2 separate regions of the Homo sapiens genome follow, and region 2 is linked to region 1. A link is an interaction called in ENCODE POLR2A ChIA-PET data of the cell type or tissue named here. Cell type or tissue: B cell. All regions are shown on one strand. Each heading gives the region's core, and the rest is flanking DNA. Links, peaks and the distances in the headings are about the cores only. Region 1 has its middle 12 kb from the start of GDF15. Region 2 has its middle 11 kb from the start of PDE4C.

Region 1 (2,908 bases), core at 139-2,638:
GTCGGCCCGGTGCGTTGTCTCACACCTGCAATCCCAGTGCTTTGGGAGGCCGAGGCAGGCGGATCACTTGAGCACAGGAGTTCCAGACCAGCCTGGGCAACATAGCAAGATTCTATCTCTACAAAAGTAAAAATAAATCTTATAAAGTAGCTGTGGACTGGGCACAGTGGCTCACACCTGTAATCCCAGCACTTTGGGAGACCAAGGTGGGCAGATCACCTGAAGTCAGGAGTTTGAGACCAGCCTGGCCAACAAGGTGAAACCCCATCTCTACTAAAAATACAAAAATTAGCCAGGCATGGTGGTACACATCTGTAATCCCAGCTACTCAGGAGGCTGAGGCAGGAGAATCCCTTGAAACTGGGAAGCAGAAGTTGCAGTGAGCTGAGATCGTGCCACTGTACTCCAGCCTGGGTGACAGAGTGAGACCCTGTATCTAAAAAAATAAAATAAAAATGAAAAGATGAGGATCTTGGCCTCCATTCTTGCCCTTCCACTCCATTCCAACTGCTGAGCCTCTCACACCCTCTGTGGCTCCCTTTCGCCTACAGGAAATAGGATTTCTGTACTGGGCATTTGAACCCCATTCCCTTGTTTCTGCTGACCCCCAGCAGTCTCAATATCCCCTACTTCCTCTTCCCAGAACCACCCTCCCCAAAGCCCTTATCGATGCTTGGAGGATTCCTATGCATCCCTCAAAATCCAAGGTTTGGGAAAGATGCTGCAGTGGTCTCAAGACATCCTCAGTGTGATGACAGCCTGGGGTGGGGGTAAGGGGGCAAAGTACAGCACCAGAAATCCCAACTGAGTCCCCCCACACGTCTTCCACCTTCCCACCCTCTCTTTCGGGTTCTGGCTCCCTGCCTCCAGGCAATCACCAGTTTTTACCAGGAGTGCCTCAGACCTGCCCGGACATGTCCAAGTCCCCTAGAAGCAGGGAGGGGTGGGTGAGGCTGTCACCTCTCCCTTCCCTGTATGGTGCTGATAAGGGCGTGGGGAGGCAGAGACAGGCAGAGATAGACATGATGAGAGACAGGCAGAAATGGAGGGAGAGCCAGGGAGAGAGAGACACAAAGAGAAAAAGTGGAAATTCTCCAGATATTTTGTTTAGGGTGAGGACACGGAGACACAGAGAGGGACTTAGCCAGCTGAGGATGACGATTTGGGATGTTAGGTCACCCAGGTGCTGTGCTGTGTAACTCAGGCACAGAGCTGCCCTGTTCCGAGCCTCAGTTTACCCCTGTGACTCAGAGCAGATCTCCATACCCCCATCACAGGGCTGTGTATCCGAGCTCAGCCAGAGCCTGGCATGCAGTAGGTGCTTCATAAATACACACTGTGGACAGTAGAATTATGATGGGAGCGAGCGTGTGAACTGGGTTGCTAATGTGGAGCGTGAAGAGGGAGGCCCAGGGTTACTCGGCCAATGGGTTCCGGGCAGCAAGCACGTGGGGGAAGCCTCAGCTGACCACTTCCTGGCCAGTTTATGCAGGAACTCGCACAGCCGGTCCCTGAGGCTGAGCCCACCACTTCCGCCCCCCATGGTCCCAGCCCTGCTGACTCATACTCAGCTGCCACGGTCCGCTTTCCCTGCTGAGCACGGGGGTGGGGGCGGGGGGGAAGAGGGGGAGGGAAGGGCACCTGACCGAGGCCAGAGGCCCAGAAAGGACAGAAGGTCATGGCTGGGGAGAAGCAGGCAGGAGAACCGAGTCTTGGCCTTAACTGGCTGGCAACGTAAAACCTGCCCTCCACAAGGACAAGATGAAAACTTGGGGATTTGGAGGGGACAACAAATTAGACTCAATCACAATTTCAAACTTTTGGATGTCAATATATCCATCAAGAAATTGAAAAGAGGCCTGGCATGGTGGCCGATGCCTGTCATCCCAGCACTTTGGGAGACCAACGTCGGAGGATCACTTGAGGTCAGGAGTTCCAGACCAGCCTGGGCAACGTGGTGAGACCCGGTCTCTACAAAAAAATTTAAAAATTAGCTGGACAGGGGCCAGGCGCAGTGGCTTACGCCTGCAATCCCATCACTTTGGGAGGCCGAGGCCTGGATGACAGTGAGAGACTCTGTCTAAAAAAAAAAGGACAGGTGCGGTGCTTCGCGCCTGTAATCCCAACACTTTGGGAGGCCAAGGCAGATGGATCACCTGAGGTCAGGAGTTCGAAACCAGCCTGGCCAACATGGTGAAACCCCATCTCTACTAAAAATACAAAAATTAGCCAGGTGTGGTGGCGCATGCCTGTCGTCCCAGCTACTTGGGAGGCTGAGGCAGGAGAATCACTTGAACCCGGGAGGCAGAGGTTGCAGTGAGCCGAGATCGTGCCATTGCACTCCAGGCTAGGTGACAGACAGAAACTCTTGTCTCAAAAAAAAAAAAAAAAAAAAACCCACCAGAGATAAAAATGGGCAGCAGATGACATTGTTTACATAATACTGACCACAAACTTGATGTCCTAAAAGAACAGGGACTTCTCTCAGAGTTCTGGAAGCCAGAAGTCCGAAATCAAGGTGTCACAGCAGGACTGGTTCCTTCTGGAGGCTGTCAGGACTCAGAATGTGATACTCCAAAGTATGGCTCCTTGGCAAAAACTTTGTGGTTTTTGTTTTTAGAGACAGGGTCTTGCTCTGTCACCCAGGCTGGGGTGCAGTGGTACAATGATAGCTCACTGCAGCCTCTACCTCCTGGGCTCAAGCAATCCTCCCACCTCAGCCTCCCAAGTAGCTGGGACTACAGGCATGCGCCACCACACCTGGCTAATTACTTTTATTTTTGTAGAGATGAGGTCTCGCCGTGTTGCCCAGGCTGGTGTCAAACTTCTTCTTCTTCATTTTTTGTTTTTGAGATGGAATCTCGCTCTGTTGCCCAGGCTGGAGTGCAATGGTGTGATCTTGGCTCAC
Region 2 (2,908 bases), core at 144-2,643, 140 kb before region 1:
TTCCTAGTCTCCTTGGTCTCCTTCCACTCCTATCCCTGACAGTCAGTGCTCCACAACAGCAACCACAGGGAATTTTTTAATGCCAATATTGACCAACTCTCTCTCCGGAAGACACACCTCTCACTCTCCAGGGCACCCCATGAGGTCTGGTGTGTGGTTTCAGCTCCTGCCTACTTCCCGGGGCTCCCCTCCCACCCTCCAGCCACACTGATCTGTTTTCAGCTCCTGACACACCTGATCCTCTTGAGTCTGAGGCTTTATACATTCTGTTCCTTCTGCTTGGAATGCCCTTCCCCGCACTCCCACTGGTTGACTTCTCTTCATCCCTCAGGCTAAGGATTTGTTTTACTGTTTTTTGTTTGTTTGTTTGTTTTGTTTTGTTTTTAGATGGAGTCGCCCAGGCTGGAGTGCAGTGGTGTGATCTCAGCTCACTGCAAGCTCTGCCTCCCGGGTTCACGCCATTCTCCTGCCTCAGCCTCCTGAGTAGCTGGGACTACAGGCACCCGCCACTACGCCTGGCTAATTTTTTTGTATTTTTAGTAGAGACGGAGTTTCACCATGTTAGCCAGGATGGTCTCGATCTCCTGACCTCGTGATCCACCCACCTTGGCCTCCCAAAGTGCTGGGATTACAGGAGTGAGCCACTGCACCCGGCCTGTTTTTATTTTTTTAAGATGGTGTCTTGCTCTGTCACCCAGGTTGGAGTGCAGTGGTGCAACCTCGGCTCACTGCAACCTCCACCTCCCAGGTTCAAACAATTCTGCTCCTGAGTAGCTGGGACTACAGGTGCACCCCACAACTAATTTTTGTATTTTTACTAGAGACAGGGTTTCACCATGTTGACCAGGCTGGTCTCGAACTCCCGATCTCAAGTGATGGACCGGCCTCAGCCTCCCAAAGTGCTGGGATTACAGGCATCAGCCACCACAACCAGGCCCTCAGGTTAAGTTTAAATGCCACTTCTTCCAGGTAGTCCTCCCTGAGCCCCCTCGATGTGAGGTCAGGAGCCTCCTCTGGGCTCCTCTGTTCTTCTCCATCACAGCATGATTACTTTGTCCTGTCTCTGCCTGGTATGATCTGTCTCCACCATCAGCCTGTGGGCACCTCCTTGTGCATGGCTGTGTGCCCACTGTGTGCCAAGTACAGGGCCTGGCACACAGTGGGTGCTAACTTAATAAATGCTTTCTGGATAAGGTCAAGAAGGGTTCAGATGGACGAACTGCTCTTCCTCTCCTGGGGCCGGCCCCTTTAATCCCCATCAGCCTTCTCACCTATCTGGGACCACGCTGTCTTTTCTCTGTCCCTTAAGCCTCAATGGTGAACACCACATGGGTACTGGGCTCGACCTCTCCAGGCAACACAAGGCGGCTCGGCAGCGATGGCAGCAATGGGGTACCCGAGAAGCCTCTCCGGATGATACCACCACCAAGGGGGCTCACAGGGGCCAAGCCAGAATCCACCAACTCCCAGAACCACTGGAAGAAACCAGAAAGACATGAGCAAGTTCTTGGTCATGGGACCTCTCTAGGACCCTGAAGTGCCCTCACCCAGACACCTGGACTGGCCCAGAGAGCTGTATCTCAGTCCTACTCTCCTGAGTGAATTTACCTCTCTGAGCCTCAGTTTCCTCATCTGTGAAGTAGGGATCTCAAACGTGGGGGGATATAAATAGTGCCTGGTCCAGGCCAGGCGCTGTGGCTCGTGCCTGTAATCCCAGCACTTTGGGAGGCCAAGGCGGGAGGATCACCTGAGGTCGGGAGTTTGAGACCAGCCTGACCAACATGGAGAAACCCCACCTCTACTAAAAATACAACATTAGCCAGGCGTGGTGGTGCATGCCTGTAATTCCAGCTACTCGGGAGGCTGAAGCAGAAGAATCGCTTGAACCTGGGAGGCGGAGGTTGCAGTGAGCCGAGATTATGCCATTGCACTCCAGCCTGGGCAACAAGAGTGAAATTCCATCTCAAAAATAAAAAATATAAATAAATAAATAGTGCCTGGTCCAGCCAGGCCCAGTGGCTCACGCCTGTAATCCCAGCACTTTGGGAGGCTGAGGCAGGCGGATCACGAGGTCAGGAGATCAATACCATCCTGGCTAACATGGTGAGACCCTGTCTCGACTAAAAATACAAAAAAATTAGCCGGGCGTGGTGGCGGGCGCCTGTAGTCCCAACTACTCAAGAGGCTGAGGCAGGAGAATAGTGTGAACCCGGGAGGTGGAGCTTGCAGTGAGCTGAGATCGGGCCACTGCACTCCAGCCTGAGTGACAGAGCGAGACTCCATCTCAAAAAAAAAAAAAAAAAAAAAGTGCCTGGTCCACAGTACACATTGCAGAAATATTTATTTATTAACTAATAATAGCATGCTCAGTAGGGCACGGTGGCTCATGCCCATAATCCCAACACTTTGAAAGGGTGGTTTGACCCCAGGAGTTCTAGACCAGCCTGAGTAAAATAGTGAGACACTAGCTCTACAAAAAATAAACAAAATTAGCCAGGCATCGTGGTGTATGCCTGTAACCCCAGCTACTCAGGAGGCTGAGGTGGGAGGACTGCTTCAGCCCAGAAGGTCAAGGCTGTAGTGAGCCAAGATCATGCCACTGTACTTTAGCTTGGGTGACAGAGTGAGACCCCCTGTATCTCTCTCTCTCTCTTTTTTTTTTTTTTCGAGATGGAGTCTCGCTCTTTCAACCACATCGGAGTGCAGTGGCACAATCTCGCCTTACTGCAACTTCCATCTCCCAGGTTCAAGTGATTCTCCTGCCTCAGCCTCCTGAGTAGCTGGGATTACAGGTGCCCACCACCACGCCTGGCTAATTTTTTGGTATTTTTAGTAGAGAGGGGTTTTCACCACGTTGGCCAGGCTGGTCTCGAACTCCTGACCTCAAGTGATCTGCCCACCTTGGCCT

Evidence for each region. Peaks named below come from ENCODE experiments on the same cell type or tissue, not always from the same donor. Only the 100,000 strongest peaks of a DNase experiment are listed, where the experiment ranks them.
Region 2: POLR2A ChIA-PET joins it to region 1 with 5 read pairs; 7 of 35 experiments call an interaction of 5 or more read pairs at or near these places.

The regions. Positions count from the first base shown.
Region 1 is chr19:18,373,047-18,375,954 of GRCh38, forward strand. No RefSeq gene overlaps it. Among named protein-coding and RNA genes, the nearest start is that of GDF15, 12 kb to the right of the region's middle. RefSeq lists enhancers at 406-1,605, 793-1,087, 817-1,036 and a silencer at 2,454-2,681. In B cell, for the core only: no CTCF peak of the experiment used is centred there; a DNase peak (open chromatin) is centred at 1,455.
Region 2 is chr19:18,235,587-18,238,494 of GRCh38, forward strand. It overlaps a transcript of PDE4C not described here. Among named protein-coding and RNA genes, the nearest start is that of PDE4C, 11 kb to the left of the region's middle. In B cell, for the core only: no CTCF peak of the experiment used is centred there; no DNase peak of the experiment used is centred there; H3K27me3 peaks cover 1,230 bases.